Regions from separate parts of the Homo sapiens genome. Here region 1 is linked to region 2. The links are chromatin loops, found by intact Hi-C in ENCODE. Cell type or tissue: ovary. All regions are shown on one strand. Links, peaks and the distances in the headings refer to the core of each region. The heading gives the core; the rest is flanking DNA. Region 1 has its middle 40 kb from the start of MB21D2. Region 2 has its middle 140 kb from the start of MB21D2.

Region 1 (9,607 bases), core at 2,351-6,350, 98 kb before region 2:
TAACAACACGGTGAAACCTTGTCTCTACTAAAAATACAAAAAGTTAGCCGGGCGTGGTGGCAGGCGCCTGTAATCCCAGCTACTCGGAAGGCTGAGGCAGGAGAATGGTGTGAACCCGGGAGGCGGAGCTTGCAGTGAGCCGAGATCGAGCCACTGCACTCCAGCCTGGACGACAGAGCAAGACTCCATCTCAAACAAAACAAAACAAAACAAAACAAAAACCAGCAGCACCCAATTGTTCCCATTTTCTCATACCCTTGTCAATAATCAGTCTTATCTTCCTTTCTTTTCTTCCTCTCTTTCACAAAACTATCCTACATTTTCTTCTGACAACTTTGTAGTTTAAGATTTAGGTCCTTAATCCACCTAAAGTCTATGTTTAGATATGGTACAAGGCAGGACAACACTTTTGCATTTCTTCATGTAATATTAATATTTCAGTTTTCTCAATACTTTCTGAGTAGGCACTTCATTCATGCACCTCTACTCCACTCCAGTTACATTTCTTTATTTTTATTTTATAATTTAAACCTTTATTTTAGATTCAGGGGGTACATGTGCAGGTTTGTTACATGGATATATTGCGTGATGCTGAGGTTTGGGGTATGACTGATCCCATCACCCAGTTAATGAGCATAGTACTCAATAGTTATTCAACCGTTGCTCCCTCCTCTCCCTCCCTTCTATAGTGGTCTCCAGCGTCTATTATTGCCTTCTTTGTGTCCATGAGTATTCAATGTTTAGCTCCCACTTCTAGGTAGGAACACGAGGTATTTGGGTTTTGGTTCCTGCACTAATTCTGTTAGGATATTGGTGGCCAGCTGCATCCACATTGATGCAAAGAACATGATTTCATTCTTTTTTTATGATTGCATAGTATTCCATGGTGTATATGTACCACATTTTATTTATCCAGTCCACTGTTGATTGGCATGTAGGTTGATTCCACATCTTTGCTGTTGTGAAGAGTGCTGTGATGCCCATATGAGTCCATGTGTCTTTTGGGTAGAATGATTTCTGATGGATATATAACCAGTAAAAAGATTGCTGGGTCAAATGGTAGTTCTGCTTTTAAGTTTTTTGAGAATCTCCCATCTGTTTTCCATAGTGGTTGAACTAATTTACATTCCCGCCAACAATGTGTAAGCATTCCCTTTTCCCTGCAGGCTTGCCAGCGTCTGTTGCTTTTTTATTTTTTAGTAATAGCCACTTTGACTGGTGTGAGATGGTATTTCATTGCGGTTTTGATTTGCGTTTTTCTGATGATTAGTGACATTGAACATTTTCCCATATGTTTTGTGGGCCACTTGTATGTCTTCTTTTGATAAGTGTCTTTTCATGTCTTTGCCCATTTTTTAACGGGGTTACTGGTTTTTGCTTGTTGAATTGTTTAATATTCTTATAGATTCTGGACATTAGACCTTTGTCAGATGCATAGTTTGCAAATATTTTCTCCCACTCTGTAAGTTGTCTGTTTACTCCAGTGATAGTTTCTTTTGCTGTGCAGAAGCTCCTTAGTTTCATAAGTTTCCATTTGTCAATTTTTGCTTTTGTTGCCATTGCTTTTGAGGACTTAGTCACAAATTATTTCCCAAGATCAATGTCCAAAATGGTGTTTCCTGGGTTTCCTTCTAGTATCCTTATAGTTTGAGGTCTTACATTTAAGTCTTTAATCCATCTTGAGTTATTTTTCATGTATAGTGAAAGGTAGGGGTCCATTTTCATTTTTCTGCATATGGCTAGCCAGCTATCTCAGTTGCATATATTGAACTGTTTATTTTTGTCATCCAGTCCCATTAAAATGCTTCACGATAGACATTTTCTACTGGGTTCAAGAAGATATCTTGATTCACAGACACATGCTCTAATTTTTGTTTGTTTGTTTTGTTTGTTTTTTTTTTTTTAGGCAGGCTCTCACTCTGTCATCCAGGCTGGAGTGCAGTGGTGCAATCACAGCTCACTGCAACCTCTGCCTCCTGGGCTCAAGTGATCCTCCTGCCTGGGCCTCCCAAGTAGCTGGGACTATAGGCACATGCCACCATGCCCAGCTAATTCTTGTATCTTTTGTAGAGATGGGGTTTCACCATGTTGCCTAGGCTGGTCTCAAACTCTTGAGCTCAAGTGATCTGCTGGCCTTGGCCCCCCAAAGTGTTGGGATTATAGGCATGAGCCACCATGCCCAGACCCACAAACTCTAAATTCTGAGAAGAATAGTGGTTGTCCTAATTAGACATTTTGTTGGCAAATGGGGCCAAGGACAAGGAGTCAGGATTCCAGGGTTTAAAGTCTATAGACTATTCATGGCATTAAAGACAGCCTATTACAATAAGGGAACCTGCAATTCAGCAGGTGAGCACAACTTCTCATGGGTACGGATAAGAGGATTAGACCCGACTGCACTCCATGATGTGGTCTGAAGATGCTGACCGATCTTGACTCCTCTGGCAAGTTCAGCCACCTCAATTAGAATATGACCTTCATTTGATGTAGTGAGCTCCCAATTAAAATTTTATGCGAAGAGTTTTTGAAGCTAAAGAAATTTTTAGAAAACTACTGGTATAGATAATCCCATGAGTTTTTCTAAATTTTCCTGTTAGGGTACAACCTCTCCCTTGAATATTAGTTTTAATTCATTATTAATATGAATTCACTTTTACTTCTATCTCCAAGTTGGCTATTCAGAATAATAGGTAAGAAGTATTACAGTATCTGCGCTCTGCACATTGAGGGTCAATAAATATTTGATGAACAAAAGAAGGTTGATGATACCAGGAGAAAGGAATGGGTCAGGTCGTTTTCATTTTTTTACTGTCAGTAAGCCATAGAGGAGCAGGGCAATTTTTTTAAACAGAGAAGTGAATTGCTATTTTCTTTTTTTCATAAATTAAGTAACACTGACATACTTTCTTAATGTTGCATTAAAACAACTCAACTTTATGAAGGGGTTCTCACTCTAGTGAAGAGTGATGAGCAGATGATAGAAATGGCTTATATAGTGACCCAAAGAATGCACACACTACTAAATTGTGCGATTTCTTTGCTTTATGTTCAAGTGTATGAAAATTACTTGAGTGAGCCCTAAGATCTAGCTGCTTTTGGAACAGATTACAGTCTGTGTGTGTGTGTCTGTGTGTAAGTGTGCATGTCTATGTGTGTGTGCATGTATGTGTATCTGTTTGTGTAAGTGTGTATGTGTATGTTGTTTGGAGGGAATTCTGTGTCACAGTTGTGTGGTCATAGGAATTCGGAAAGAAAGAAAACCTTAACCTGAGCAGGGATGGTTCAGATGATTTCTCAGATGAAGTGACAGAGATTGTTGAGAAAATGTAATTTGAGCCCACAGAAAACCCATTGTAAGCACTCCAATTCCTGGCTACAAACTGCACTTTATTCTTCAGGAAAATATCCTGGACTCAATCTTTAATCCTTTTACAAATTTTTTTTCTTTTTTCTTTTTTTTTTTTTTGAGATAGGGTCTCACTCTGTCACCCAGGCTGGTGTGCAGTGATGCAATCTTGGCTCACTATAACCTCCGCCTCCTGGGCTTAAGTGATTCTCCCATCGCAGCCTCCGGAATAGCTTGGACAACAGGGGTGCACCACCACACCTGGCTAATTTTTTTGTATTTTTTGTAGTTACAGGATTTTGCCATATTTTCCAGGCTGGTCTCAAACTCCTGGGCTCAAGTGATCCACCTGCATCGGCCTCCCAAATTGCTGGGGTTACAGGCATGTGCTGCTGTGCCTGGTCCCTTATTCAATTCTTAATGATATCTTTAGGCAACAGTGTAGCTCAGTAAAGAGTCCAATTCTGCCCTCAGATGTGTGGAGAGAAGCCACCCAAGGCAGGAAAAGCACCTCAATCCCTGGGGTAAATGAAGGCCTGTGTATGGAAAGCTTCTTTTGGTAGACGTTCACAAGCTCAATACTTAGATGTGATATATCTCCATCCGTGGAGGACTGTTTCTTTGGGGAGAGTTCTGCAGATGTATGCAGCCTCAGTTAGCACGGCAGGTAAAGTTTGGGGAAATTAAACCATGCCAGGAGGGAATAAATGGGCGAAGGGGCTGTTTAGAGCCTGAAGTGAACGCCCTTATGGAAGTCTGAAACTAATGTGGGAAAAGGCAAGCTAAATGATTCCTATTTGGTGATTTGTTTGAAATGTTTTGATGAAGGTTATGGAGAGGAAGACTCCAGTTTCATCATCTGAGAGCCATTGGATCTAAAAGAGGTGAGGCATCTTCTACTGGGAGCTCAACCAGTTAGAGGAAACCGATGCAGACGTGATTTCTCTGCTTTCCATCTCTTCACATAAATCCAACAAAATATCTTCTGCCTAGAGCTCTGCTTTCAATGTGTGCAATTATTCATCCATTTCCTCAATGTATATTAACTGTGTGCGAGGCACCAAGACAGGAGCTGGGGAATCAGGGGGGTTATGGGCCATACCATCAAGAGTCCCACAGTTTGGTTGGAGAGGAAGATAAGAAAACCTGCCATGACAGGATTTCCACACAACAGGGAGACAGTGACAGGAAGGTAATCAGGGAGGCAGTCTTGGGTGCTGTCCACAAGCACAGACTCTGGTAACAGCTCTGTTCTTATCCCAGCCCTGCCATTTAGTAGCTGTGTGATCTGGAGCCAGTTACGTCAACTCTCTGTGTTGCAATCTCCTCAATTGTGAAATGAAACTCGTAACACCAACCTCAAGGATTTGTTGTATGAGTTAAATGAGTTAATACATGTGAAGTGTTTAGTAAAGCACCAGCATGTACAATGTGCTCACAGCCCGCAGAGAACTGCAAGGGCAGGGACCCTTTCAGCTGCACCTCAACTGTCACTCCCTGTCTTCAGTTCTCAGCTGAGTCCAGCAGTTCCTGGGCAAGATGAGGAAGAAACAGTTACCGTCATTTCCCCCTCAAACCAAAGGGAAATGAGTGACTCACTCCAGCATCACGGAATGTCTGAAAGGGGATTTCTTTCTTTATCTAAAGGAAATTTTGGCAGGAAAAGTAGACTAAAACTATTCCCCAACGTAGGCAGCTCTTGTAAAATGATTTGTTAACTTAATATTTCTATGAACTTGTATTAAATACTTACCATATGCTAGGAACTGTGGGCTATAGGGTAACAGCCTGCATTTATTGATCCCTCACATGTGCTAAGCACTGTAGAAAGTACCGCATTTATCTAATATTCACAATACATCCTCATGAAGTAGGTTCATTATCATTCAAAGGAAGAAACTGAAACAGAGAGAGGTTAACAAATAACTTGCCAAGGTTCTACAGCAAGATAGGAAATAGTGGAGCAGGGATTTGAACTTGGGAAGAATGAGTGGAGAGTCCAAAGCCTGACCACTATGTTTTCCTGTCTTAAGAAAATATAATCACTTTCTGCAAGGAGTGCTTATTCTAGTGAAGGAGCCAGAAAAGAACAGATAATTAATATACAGTGTAATCTATGCTCTATAAAGGTGTGAACAGAGTTCTGTGGAAGCACAGAGGAGGGAGGAAATTACTTTGGCTGGGAGAACCAGTTTTAGCTGTAATAAGCAAAGTACTCAAGATTACACAAAATTTCCAAAATATGTACAAACCTGGAATGATGAAAATCTGTCACAGAGAAAGAAAAGCTTACATTCAAAGATGACTAAAAACTATAAACCTGTCTAGGTAATCAGCCTCTAAATGATCAAGAGTCAAAGTTACATTTTTGAGTCTATGACATCAGGTGTAATATGCATATTACTGCTTTGGTGTGACTGACCACACTGCACTTTGCTAACTGTCAAAACCATATATTTCAAGTCCCAGCTCAAGTTCTATCTTGGAAGGGAGTGGCCACAACTTATTAGTCTTTATTCTTTTTGGTATCCTCTGTCTCATCTATATTAGGTGCCTATCTCACTGCCTGGCTCAAGGTAGTAGCTCAAATGTGTTCATTCTGCGTCTTTTAGAAGTTGATTAATCTGTTTTTGTTTAGTTCAAGGCCTAATTTTTTCTCTCTCACCTTTCACTATTTTCATTTCACATCTCATTTATATTTCTCACAGATGTTACTAGGAGTCAAACTCTAAAATTCACCCATTTCAACATTTGGGAAAGAATGCATCAAAATGCGATCTCAAGATGGATTCTGGTGGTAACTTTTGGGTTTTCTTTATCAATGTCCCTCTTTGTCACTCATAGGAAAAATTAGCTTAAACTTAGTGGGAAAAAAATTTGGTTCCATATTGCTCAAGATATGTCCTGACTACCTGTTCAGGTCTGATTTTTGAGTAGCGGGTAACAACCAGTACACATCTTTCTCCAGCTCTTGACATCAAAACCGTCTGTTCAGAACGAGAGGGAAGAGAAAGAGAAAGGGGAGAATGAGCGTGGGAAGAAAGATAGAGAAAATGATTCTGTCAGTCTAGGGTCAAAAATAAATGGAGGAGGCAAGAATGTCCTGCAAAATGCTTTGAATAATGTTATAATAAATTACCAACGCTTACGAGGTTAAATGAATTGTGTCCCTGCTGACATTAAGTAAGGATTTGAGGTAGAATATCAATCTTCAGTAAGTGTCATCCTTTTGAGCTCAAATCAGTGGGCATCATTTTGTCTGATCAAGCACCAGTCCAGTTGTAGCTGAGAACTAGCTGGTACCTACAGTAATAGCTGATTTGTCAGTTACCCTGCTCAGGTGCCCAATCATTGCAGAACTGCTCCTGAAAGTACAGTCTTTGACTTTGATATCTTTTAAACACACTTCCAGGACACCTAAAATTCCTCTGTTACATCAAGTCTCTCATTGTGTTTACATAGACTTCTGCTACCCTAACCTGGCCCTACTCCATCTGTATTAGTCTATTCCTATGCTACTAATAAAAACATACCTGAGACTGGGTAATTTATAAAGGAAAGAGATTTAATGGACGCACAGTTCCACATGGCTGGGGAGGCTTCACAGTCGTGATTAGAAGGCAAAGGAGAAGAAAAACATGTCTTACATGGTGGCAGGAAAGAGAGTTTGTGCAGGGGAACTCCCATTTATAAACCATCAGATCTCATGAGACTTACTCACCATCACGAGAACAGTATGGGGGAAACTGCCCCCATGAATCAATTATCTCCACCTGGCCCCACCCTTGACATGTGGGGATTATTACAGTTCAAGGTGAGATTTGAGTGGGGACACAGAGTCTAACCATATAACCATCTGTTGTTACAGATTTTTCTTATTCATAGTTTTCTAGTAATTAATGTCAAAATGATAAGATAGGATCTCAGCATATCTCAGTATCTCATGAGGATGCAAGTTTATTCTTAAATACTTTATATAGAATTTACTAAGATGAAAGGAGATTTTTTTCTTTTATTTATTTATTTATTATTATTATACTTTAAGTTTTAGGGTACATGTGCACAATGTGCAGGTTAGTTACATATGTATACATGCACCATGCTGGTGCACTGCACCCACTAACTCGTCATCTAGCATTAGGTATATCTCCCAGTGCTATCCCTCCCCCCTCCCCTCACCCCACAACAGTCCCCAGAGTGTGATGTTCCCCTTCCTGTGTCCATGTGTTCTCATTGTTCAATTCCCACGTATGAGTGAGAATATGCAGTGTTTGGTTTTTTGTTCTTGGCGATAGTTTACTGAGAATGATGATTTCCAATTTCATCCATGTCCCTACAAAGGACATGAACTCATCATTTTTTATGGCTGCATAGTATTCCATGGTGTATATGTGCCACATTTTCTTAATCCAGTCCATCATTGTTGGACATTTGGGTTGGTTCCAAGTCTTTGCTATTGTGAATAATGCCGCAATAAACATACGTGTGCATGTGTCTTTATAGCAGCATGATTTATAGTCCTTTGGGTATATACCCAGTAATGGGATGGCTGGGTCAAATGGTATTTCTAGTTCTAGATCCCTGAGGAATCGCCACACTGACTTCCACAATGGTTGAACTAGTTTACAGTCCCACCAACAGTGTAAAAGTGTTCCTATTTCTCCACATCCTCTCCAGCACCTGTTGTTTCCTGACATTTTCATGATTGCCATTCTAACTGGTGTGAGATTGTATCTCATTGTGGTTTTGATTTGCATTTCTCTGATGGCCAGTGATGATGAGCATTTTTTTCATGTGTTTTTTGGCTGCATAAATGTCTTCTTTTGAGAAGTGTCTGTTCATGTCCTTCGCCCACTTTTTGATGGGGTTGTTTGTTTTTTTCTTGTAAATTTGTTTGAGTTCATTGTAGATTCTGGATATTAGCCCTTTGTCAGACGAGTAGGTTGCGAAAATTTTCTCCCATTTTGTAGGCTGCCTGTTCACTCTGATGGTAGTTTCTTTTGCTGTGCAGAAGCTCTTTAGTTTAATTAGATCCCATTTTTCAATTTTGTCTTTTGTTGCCATTGCTTTTGGTGTTTTAGACATGAAGTCCTTGCCCATGCCTATGTCCTGAATGGTAATGCCTAGGTTTTCTTCTAGGGTTTTTATGGTTTTAGGTCTAATGTTTAAGTCTTTATTTTTGTACATTGATTTTGTATCCTGAGACTTTGCTGAAGTTGCTTATCAGCTTAAGGAGATTTTGGGCTGAGATGATGGGGTTTTCTAGATATAAAATCATGTCGTCTGCAAACAGGGACAATTTGACTTCCTCTTTTCCTAATTGAATACCCTTTATTTCCTTCTCCTGCCTAATTGCCCTGGCCAGGACTTCCAACACTATGTTGAATAGGAGTGGTGAGAGAGGGCATCCCTGTCTTGTGCCAGTTTTCAAAGGGAATGCTTCCAGTTTTTGCCCATTCAGTATGATATTGGCTGTGGGTTTGTCATAGATAGCTCTTATTATTTTGAAATACGTCCCATCAATACCTAATTTATTGAGAGTTTTTAGCATGAAGGGTTGTTGAATTTTGTCAGAGGCCTTTTCTGCATCTGTTGAGATAATCATGTGGTTTTTGTCTTTGGTTCTGTTTATGTGCTGGATTACATTTATTGATTTGCGTATATTGAACCAGCCTTGCATCCCAGGGATGAAGCCCACTTGATCATGGTGGATAAGCTTTTTGATATGCTGCTGGATTCGGTTTGCCAGTATTTTATTGAGGATTTTTGCATCAATGTTCATCAAGGATATTGGTCTAAAATTCTCTTTTTTGGTTGTGTCTCTGCCCGGCTTTGGTATCAGGATGATGCTGGCCTCATAAAATGAGTTAGGGAGGATTCCCTCTTTTTCTATTGATTGGAATAGTTTCAGAAGGAATGGTACCAGTTCCTCCTTGTACCTCTGGTAGAATTTGGCTGTGAATCCATCTGGTCCTGGACTCTTTTTGGTTGGTAAGCTATTGATTATTGCCACAATTTCAGATCATGTTATTGGTCTATTCAGAGATACAACTTCTTCCTGGTTTAGTCTTGGGAGAGTGTATGTGTCCAGAAATTTATCCATTTCTTCTAGATTTTCTAGTTTATTTGTGTAGAAGTGTTTGTAGTATTCTCTGATGGTAGTTTGTATTTCTGTGGGATTGGTGGTGATATCCCCTTTATCATTTTTTATGGCGTCTATTTGATTCTTCTCTCTTTTTTTCTTTATTAGTCTTGCTAGCG
Region 2 (9,607 bases), core at 3,603-7,602:
AGAAAAAATGAGTTGCCCAATATCACACAGCAACTCAGGTACAAATTTGGAAATGGAATCTAGGTTGTCTGACTGCCAGTCCCATGCCAAGGGGCAGGCTAATTCTTCTGGGGTTTCTTGAAACAAATGGCCAGTCATGTCAGTGTGCCCAGTATTTTAATAAAGCCAGTAATGCTGATATGGAACAGGCTCCCTTAGAAGGTAGTGAGATGGTCAAGTGTAGGACAAATGCTACCTAGAAGGACACCTGTAGATAAATGCATCAGATGGGTAGGTAGAATTTACCTTCCAGTTTTATATAAAGCTATTCTCTGCCAACTCATTTGTTAGAAGGCTGTGAGGAATTGAGGCCGTTTTTTTAAACACAAAAGCTTAATTTCTAATTATGAAAGGGAAACTGGGACAAGGACAGATGACCTATGGCAGTGATTTGAGCCTCTGGAAAACTGTCGCTCTTTAGTCTAATTCCTCACCACCTCTCACCTCATGGTTACTGCATCAGCTCTCTGACTGGGATCCATCCCACTGACATATCTCCAAAATACATTCCACTCACTGTTGCCAGAAAGATCTTCCAAGTGCACGGATTCCATCACGTTATTCTGCTGCAGAATCTTCAGTGACTCCCAATAGGGCAAAAGTCTAACCATCACATTGGCAGTCAAAACCTTTTTATAATGTCACTCTTATCCTATCTCTGAAAATTTTTCTCCTAGTATGCTGAACATCAACCCTGTTTGAGTCCAAATAGATTTTTACATTGTTTCTACTTTTTTTTTGAGACAGAGTCTCACTCTGTCACTCAGACTGGAGTGCAGTGGCGCAATCTCAGCTCACCGCAACCTCCGTCTCCCAGGTTCAAGTGATTCTCCTGCCTCAGCCTCCCGAGTAGCTGGGATTACAGATACCCACCACCATGCCCAGCTAATTTTTGTATTTTTAGTACAGTTGAGGTTTCACCATATTGGCCAGTCTGGTCTTGAACTCCTGACCATGTGATCTGCCCGCCTCGGCCTCCCAAAGTGCTGGGGTTACAGGCGTGAGCCACTGCGCCCGGCTTGTGTTCACTTTTAATGGCAACATATTTTCAAATTCCTTCGCAAATGCTGTTTACCTTAAAAGGTCCACCTCATATTACTTATTCATTAAGAAATACTTAATGTTCACTAACTACATGCTATGCACTGGAGATTCTTAGGAGAATAGTTCAGATATGATCTGTACCTTACAATCTGGCAGAATAGCATGGCATTAAATAGCTAATTACCGAAGATGTAAGGAGTGTTTCAAAAAGAGAGTAGGTGCCATAGACACATGTAATAGGGAGACATGCCTTATTACATGAGTTTTTCTCCTCAGGGCAACTGTGACCTTACCACTTCCAAAATCTTTTCTGTTCTTGCTGTCTATATATTTTTGTATATAGATACACACTTACTTGTTATTTTGCTGTTTCCTTTGTGTTTATTTTGCATCCCCAGTTAGATCGAAACCTCTTATAGGACAGTATCATATTTTAAACACTTTTTATAGCCCAGTTAATTACTAATGTAGCCTAAACAGGCACAAAAAATGCTTATTAAAGACAGCATTTCATTGTGCATGACAACTTTAAGGTGCTTTTACTTCCGTTGTTTTATTTGATCCTCCTGTTAATCTTATGAATTAGGTATTATGATCCCTGACTTACAGATAAGAAAACTGAAGCTCTGAGAATTTGAGCAACTTGTCTAAGACCAAACAACTGATAATTTATGGAGTCTGAACAAAAACCCAGAGAGTTTCATTCTTATTTAAAACTTTTTCCAGCGTAATGTGAATGAATAACAATCACGTGTAACAAACGGATGAATAAATGAATGACTCTCTTAACATTTCTCACCATTCCTCTTCCTCTTTCCATTTGTTTTTCTGCCTTACTTCTGTGCTCATCCATCTGCTTTATATTCTTTCTTTGTCTCTAACCATGCCTCCAGCTTGTTAGTGACAACTCTTCTCACTTCTGGGCTATGATCAGTTGTTTTGTAAGAGGTTCAGTAGCAAAGACGCAGTTGACCCCATCCAGTTGGCATTCTGTAGGCAGTTGTCTTAAGAAAGGTTTCCCAGAAAAAGACCCTGAAAGGAGGATGTGTGTGTGTGAGTTATTAAGAAAGTGCTTCCAGGAGAATCCAGTAAGGTGGTGAGGGAAACAGGACACGGAACGCAAAGAAGCCCAGAAATTTCTGCCAAAGCCCTAACTTCAGTTTGATTCCGCAGGGTATGCTGGAATGTGAAATACACACCAGCTTATCCCCACTGAGGCAAGGGAGCTGGGCTTTCATACTTCTTCACTAGTCTGTCATTGGCTAAAGACAACCCCAAGAGGATATAAATTCCAGATATTCAGCTTTCTGCACAAACAAAGCTCTTCTGAAGAGAGTCATGGTTGTGAGCCTTTAAAGCCAAAAGCCCATTGGAATTGGAGGAAGAGTATGCTGAAATAGTAAAAAACAAAACAAAACAAAAACAAACAAAAAATCCAAGGGGAATCTGGCCAGAGCACCAACAATATCTGCTAGGTCTAGGAACAATAATATAAGAATTTGTCACATTTTAGAGCATCACAAATGCCTTTAAGGATCTGTTGCATGCATTAGACCCTTACCTCAGAAAGTTGCAAATGTTTCGAGTTGGCCAGTATTCATAGGTCCCCAAACCCATGGGCCCTGTGTTAGCACTATCTGAGAGTCTTCAGTGAAGCTGTTCTACCTTAAAACTACTTCCCAGGCCTCCATTGCTAAGACTCTGCTCTCCAAGGAAATGTCATACGCTGAGCTGCGTAATCTCACATTACTTCATTACTCTAATAGTTACAGAGCAGAAGGAGGAGGCCTTTTCCCAGGCTGCCTGGTTTTAAGTTGCAGTAGTACTGCCATGTGACCTTAGGAAAATCTCAGTCCGATTAGCTAGAATGACATGAGGATAATGAATAATAACCTCCTTTAGCTGAGAAGTGTCCCTTGGGAGAGAAGGCACACAGACTGGAGACCCGGAGAATATAGATTGCTGTTCTCCGTGGAAAGTAGGGTGTAAACTCAGAAAATCAAAACCAAGCCTGTGGGCTTTGCTGGCACATCATACAAGGCAGCTTTTCAGCAGCCACCTCTCCGGCTCACTCATGGACTCCCTGGGCTCCACATCTATTACAATCAAAGACGCAACGTTTTCTTTTTTCCTCATTGTGGAGAGGTCCATTGGGTTTTGTCTTGACAGGTCAGGCACAACATGACAGATGGGGCTGAAGTTACAATCCCCCTCCCTCAGACCATCAGGATTACTCTATTACCCTCCCTCTCAGTCTTGGAGGATGAGGCCATGTTACTAGGCTGCTGCACTGAGGAAATGTTGAGCCTGACCTGATTGGAATCTCAATGGCAATTAAGGAAAGACTATACCTTGTCATCTGTATTTGAATCTCTAGAGTTGTCTCTAATTAATTATTTATTCTTTAATTTATAAGCTTATATTGTTTCCACTATCATAACAAACAATATTTAAAATAAAAAAATCTGGTTATAAAACAGAATGCAGAATATGGTCTCATTTATGGAGAAATATGTATGAGTATGGTTGTATGTGTTTTAAAAGTCTGGAAGTATTCCAGCAGCTTGTTATAAGTGGTTATCCCCTGGGAGTGGGGAAGGAGATGAGATCATATAAAGATTTTTACATTCTCTGCATGGTTTGGATATTTAACAATGAGAAGAAATACCATAATATTTTTCATAGAAAATTATTATTAAATCAGTTTCTCAAAGAAGTATATCTTTATTCTTTTTATTTAAACAACTATTTTCATCATTCCTTGGCCTATTTTAAGTCTTTCCACATATAACCATTATAATAATTATAGAGTATATATAATAATTTTTATTTGACATTTTCACTTAATGCTATTTCATTTACACTTTCCTAAGAACACAGTCTGCATATTTCTATTAATGGATGCTTAATTGTCCATTGATTCAATGTCTATTTTTATGACATAGTTTCCTTTGGAAATTATATGGTAACTTTTTGCCAATAAAATATAAAAAGGGTAGCTAACGGGAGGGAAAGTCTCAAATCTCAAGCAAGGACCCCTGACTTACCATCAGACAAAGAAGGGCTAGGTCATTTGGAAAACTGCCCTTGGCTTGTTTCAAGCACATACTTCCTGGTTTTTGGTAGACATTTACTGGACACCTACCTACCAAGCCAGTGTTATCCTTTGTATTTTATCTATGTTTCCTGAATTGTAGCATTATAAGAATTTCTTGTAGAAATCTGATTGGTGAAGATCATCTGAGTCCCAGCAGTCTACCAGCCAGCCCAAAGAAATAGTCTGAATTTGAAGACAAGCCTGCATCCCGTTTTACCATGTCAACCATGTAAGTCAAAGAGGAAACAAGAGTACAGTTCTCCAAAGTGTGGGGACAAGATGAACATCAAGCATTATCCTCTTGTGGCCATAGAAAGGTTCTTTCCAGGACCAGGCCTTTGGGCTTGTAGAAGAGCTTCCTTCTTCTCTTATCTCTGTAATTCCCACCTTAACCTTCCTCTGCAACCATTGCTCAGGAATATATGACAGCTCTCTCTTCCTTCCCTTGGATGTTTTTCTCCCTTTGGCTCCAAATTTAATCAACATATGAACATACAGCCATAGACTATTGATCCTACAAGCCATTCCCTCCGATTTATAGGAGAGAGGGTCAAAGAGAGAATAATTTGCTCAAAGGCATATAGCATCCACCAGCCCTGTGAATGATGGAGGTTGGGAGAACCTCTTAAAACATGTGGCTGTGTGCGACTATCCATGTTTGCTTGCTAATATGTATCTCCATTTTTACATTTCCATATTAGGCTATCTCTGGCCTCTGTTCGTGAAGATTCTCGGGTATCCTCAGCTGGAAGTTAATGCTCTATCAAACAAAACCCATCTGTGCTTCTTTCATGATACTTACCATTTTTTGTTGTGTTATGAGTGTTCTTGCATTTGTATAATCTTTATGCTTAGATCCCCAGTTCTTTGGGGGAAAGAATTCATGTTCTTACATATACATTTCCTAGAGAGCATAATAAAATAGCTTGTTTAGTTAGTGATGGTTGAAGAAAGTGCATCACTTTTCTTCTTGAAGGGTTCACAATAATTTTTGGTAGAACAGAATGATATAAAGGCTTAGGAAATTGGACTATCATATTACATTAGTTAAGGCTTTGGAGTCTCAAAGACCTCTGCTGAAATGGCAGCTCCACATTTAGTTGCCACAATGCCTCAGGCAAGTTACTGAACTCTATGAGCTTCAATGACCTAATCTGTACACTAGAGGAAGTAATACATATCTCATGGGGTCATAACTGTTTTAAATGAAGCAATATATGTAATTAGCACACTTATTTGCCTAGAACATGCAGTTATTAAATTATACTTATCATTAATTACTGTTAGACACTGGTAGTATTAGTAACACGATTTGCTGGCAAAGATCATTAGGCTCAAATGTTTAAAATGTTGGGAGGAAAAAAGAAAGCAAGTGGCTTCTACTCTAATTTACCTGCCACTGCCTGTCCTGACCAATTCCTCTGATGCCTACCCTAGGCTCAAAATTAACATCTTAATGCTTATCATAGATACTAAAACAATGGTAGGACCAAGAATTAGACTGGCCATTTGGCAGGAAGAACAAATATCTTTCTTATTCTAGTATTTGTTTTACCACCTAAAATGCATGCAGGCTACAAAAATTAGCCGGGCGTGGTGGCGCACGCCTGTAATCCCAGCTACTCACTCGGGAAGCTGAGGCAGGATAATCATTTGAACGCGGGAGGCAGAGGTTGCAGTGAGCCGTGATTGTGCCACTGCACTCCGGCCTGGGCGACAGAGTGAGAATCTGTCTCAAAAACAAAACAAAACAAAAAAAAACATGCATGGAGGCTAGTATATGCTACCATGGACAGAGATGATGACATGGTTTCTCTTGGGTTCATCCAAAATACTTTGAAAACTCTCATAGGAAGTCAGCAATAAAAGACAGAGGAATCTTTTTTTTTCCTTTTCTCTTCTTTTAAGTGTTAGGAGATGGACAGCCTGCTTAATGATAAATGAGTATGCCCCTCCTCACTCTGGTGTGAAAGGCATATATTTAATCCTAAAAATACAGGGAAAATTACCAAAGTGAAAACGTATTCCCTGGAGAAATAGAGATAAGAATGCTGATGCTTACGGAAGTGCTGTTGCTTGTGGATTTGTGAGGCTGATGGAATACTGATGTTTACATTAAGAGCAGCTTGCAATTGTATTGGAAACAAATGCTTACCATTGCATTGCTGAAATGAAGACATATGCAATAAAAATGTTCTGCATAGGAATATACAGATGCATAGCAATTATTATCACTGTGAGACTATAGCTGCATGATTATGGAATTCCACATTTCAATAGAAAATGAGAATAGGAAACATAAACATTGTCATTATTTAAATTGCAATAAGCAATTACATTAGATAATAAAAGATGAGAGCAAAAATATTTCAATTTAGCTAGCATAGATGCTACAAAAATCTTCCATTATATAACAATATTTTCAAAATGATATTGATATTTATATACAAAATTTTAAATAATCTCAATAAATTTTCAAACATGAAGGAAAGGAAAATAGCCAGAAACCCTAGATGCTCAAATCCTGATCTCCTACAAGACCTCTCCCCCATCTTCTCCACCCTCTGTGATGAGATTCCCAGGGATCTGCAGGCAGAAGACAAGGTCACTTGTTTTATTACAAGCAGTGTTTTATTCGAAACCTCAATGTAACCTCTAGTAATTTTGTTTATTCAGACTTGAAAAAGAATGAATCTGTGGCTTTTTTTTTCTTAGCAGCAGCAAGCTTTTTATAGTTGTTAGTGCATACATAGCACTGTATCAACATCTTTTAGATAAGGTAAACATAATGTACAACCTTTAAATGTTAGTAATTATTGTTTTATATAGGTTTAATAGACAATATAGCTTTCTTTCCCCAAAGTATTGATACCTGACTACCAGACTCTATAATGACTATAACTGCCAGCCATGTTTCATATCAACTTGGTTTATTATAATCTTTTACAACATGAAAATAGAAAATCTTAATGTGGACAGGCCTGTTGGCTCACGCCTATAATCCCAGCACTTTGGGAGGCTGAGGTGGGTGGGTCACCTGAGCTCAAGAGTTCAAGACCAGTCTGAGCAATGTGGTGAAACACCATCTATACTAAAAAAAAGAAAAATACAAAAATTATCCAGGCACCATAGTGCACACCTGTAGTCCTAGTCCCTCGGAAGGCTGAGGCACGAGAATCGGTTGAACCTGGGAGGTTGAGGCTAGAGTGAGCCAAGATTGCGCCACCGCATTCCAGCGTGGGCAACGGAGCGACACTGTCTCAAAAGAAAAGAAAATCCTAATATGCAATTATAAGTCATCAGAAATGGGAGAAAGTGTTTGGTGACTTGTCAGATAATTATAGACATTGAGATCAGTGAAGAGCCTGGAAAGATGGAGAGAAATTTCACTGAAGGTTACTTCAACATTCTTTCACATACTAATTGGGATTATCATGTCCAAAGCTGGAAGGCTGGATATTTTAACTTGGGAGAAAGCAGGAAATGGATTAATTATCCACTTTTCAGTTGCTTTAATTCTTAATTTATATTTTGCTGTGACATTTGTATGCATTTTTAAAAGGTGCTTAGTTCAGTATTGATCTTTCTGATGGAAGGAAAAAAATCCTCAGATTCTGAGAAAGATCCAAATTCTTGATGAAAAAGCTGGCTTCACCATAATTCAGTCTTTTAAATATGTTTTGATATATTTTCCTAAACATTAAACATTATATTTTATCTTTAGGATGATAGATTCAAGCTATTCAGATATTGACTATAGTGTTGAGACACCTCATTTGAGTAAGCCCCTTAAAATCGTAGAGATGGTCTTTGCTGACTTTAGCAGTGCCACGAAAAAAAAGGTTCATTTCATCCTGTATTCAACCACTCAATGCAAGCACCTTTCCCCTCAACAGTTAGCCAACTTACATATCGTGACAGTCTTGTACTTGCTGCTTATTTCTTTGAACAGCAGGCTGAAAAGCCATACACTCAGGCTCTACAATTGAATCAGACTCATAGGTTTTACAATTCCTTTCAACACCAAATTAAGATCAGAAGGTATTTTGACGACTTCCAGTTGGTGACCTGTTCTCTGACAATAAACAGTCTGTGGACTGGCATTCAAGAGCAGCCCCCATTATCCTTGTGGTAAAGCCCTTCCTTACTGCACACATAGCTGGTGCACCTTTGGTTCTGACCCCAATGTGCCATTTCCAGTCTACCTCTTGGCTCACAAAAACAAGTGTTATCTAAATGAGAAATGTCTCTCCTGTAGTGTGTTTTTAAGGATAAGCAAAATAAGAAGTCATTGGGCACTTTTTCTTATTCGAAGTACATTTGCCAAAGGCTGATCCACACTCTGCATTAAAAAATGCTTTGATCTCACTCTAAAGGGCAGCATGCCCGTGGGATGCTGATGGCTCAATCACATCCTATGCTATTGGCAGAATGTAACATCGAAAAGGTGCCATTTGATAAGTTTGCCAATAACTCATTCTTCTTTCTCTCCAAATAAAATATTATCAATGACTTTGTTTCTGGTTTTATAGACTTCTTGGAAATAGAGTGACTTGTGCCTATTTTTGCTCTATGTAACGACAATTACTTATTTTGATGCCTGAGTAGTTTAGATGCATGAGTCATATTTTCTCATGTCTTATTTTAATAACAAATTAATCAATTTTCTATTTGAAACATTAATTTTTTTTGCTTATTCCAAAATATTGTGATTGGTTTATCAGGAAGGCCACTGTCCTTTGTTTTAGAATGATGTGACAATCTCATTGCTCCATGCATTATATGACATGACATAGACAACAAAACTGGGGAGCAGATGGATCACTTGTGCAGTAATATCTGATGTTCAAATATTCACTCTTTATTTTCTATGTGTAGTTCCCATTTCCAGATGCTTATGTAAAATCATCACACCTTCTGATTCATTAGAATTGTATTTGTCTTATTATCATTTTTTTTTTCGGAGACCAGGTCTAGCTCTGTTATACAGGCTGGAGTGCAGTGGCATGATCATAGCTTGCTGCAGACTTGAACTCCTGGGCTCAACAGAGCCTCCCACCTCAGCCTGCTGAGTAGCTGGGACTATAGGCATGCGCCACCATGCCTGGCTAATTAAAAACACATAATTTTTTTTTTGTAGAGGCAGGGCAATCCGCTGTATTACTTTTTACATTAACTACTTTAATGCTTTAATGACCCACTTTTGAGCCATTTTCGAAGAATATAATGCAACATGGTAGGAATAATTAAAACTGTTAATTTGATGAAAAAATTAATAACATGCAAATGATGGAGAAATTTGTTTGCTTTTTAAAAAGCAAACTGTTAATTAATATGAACAATCAGGCTGGGCACAGTGGCTCATGCCTGTAATCCCAGAGCTTTGTGAGGCCAAGGCGAGTGGATCACTGGAGGCCAGAAATTTGA

The links. Hi-C counts contacts between places; a loop is a spot of excess contacts. Peaks named below come from ENCODE experiments on the same cell type or tissue, not always from the same donor. Only the 100,000 strongest peaks of a DNase experiment are listed, where the experiment ranks them.
Region 1: it touches region 2 in a loop (4-fold over the local background); 1 of 110 quality-filtered maps calls a loop at or near these places.

What each region holds. Positions count from the first base shown.
Region 1 is chr3:192,952,937-192,962,543 of GRCh38, forward strand. No RefSeq gene overlaps it. Among named protein-coding and RNA genes, the nearest start is that of MB21D2, 40 kb to the left of the region's middle. In ovary, for the core only: no CTCF peak of the experiment used is centred there; DNase peaks (open chromatin) are centred at 4,595 and 4,839.
Region 2 is chr3:193,049,593-193,059,199 of GRCh38, forward strand. No RefSeq gene overlaps it. Among named protein-coding and RNA genes, the nearest start is that of MB21D2, 140 kb to the left of the region's middle. In ovary, for the core only: no CTCF peak of the experiment used is centred there; no DNase peak of the experiment used is centred there.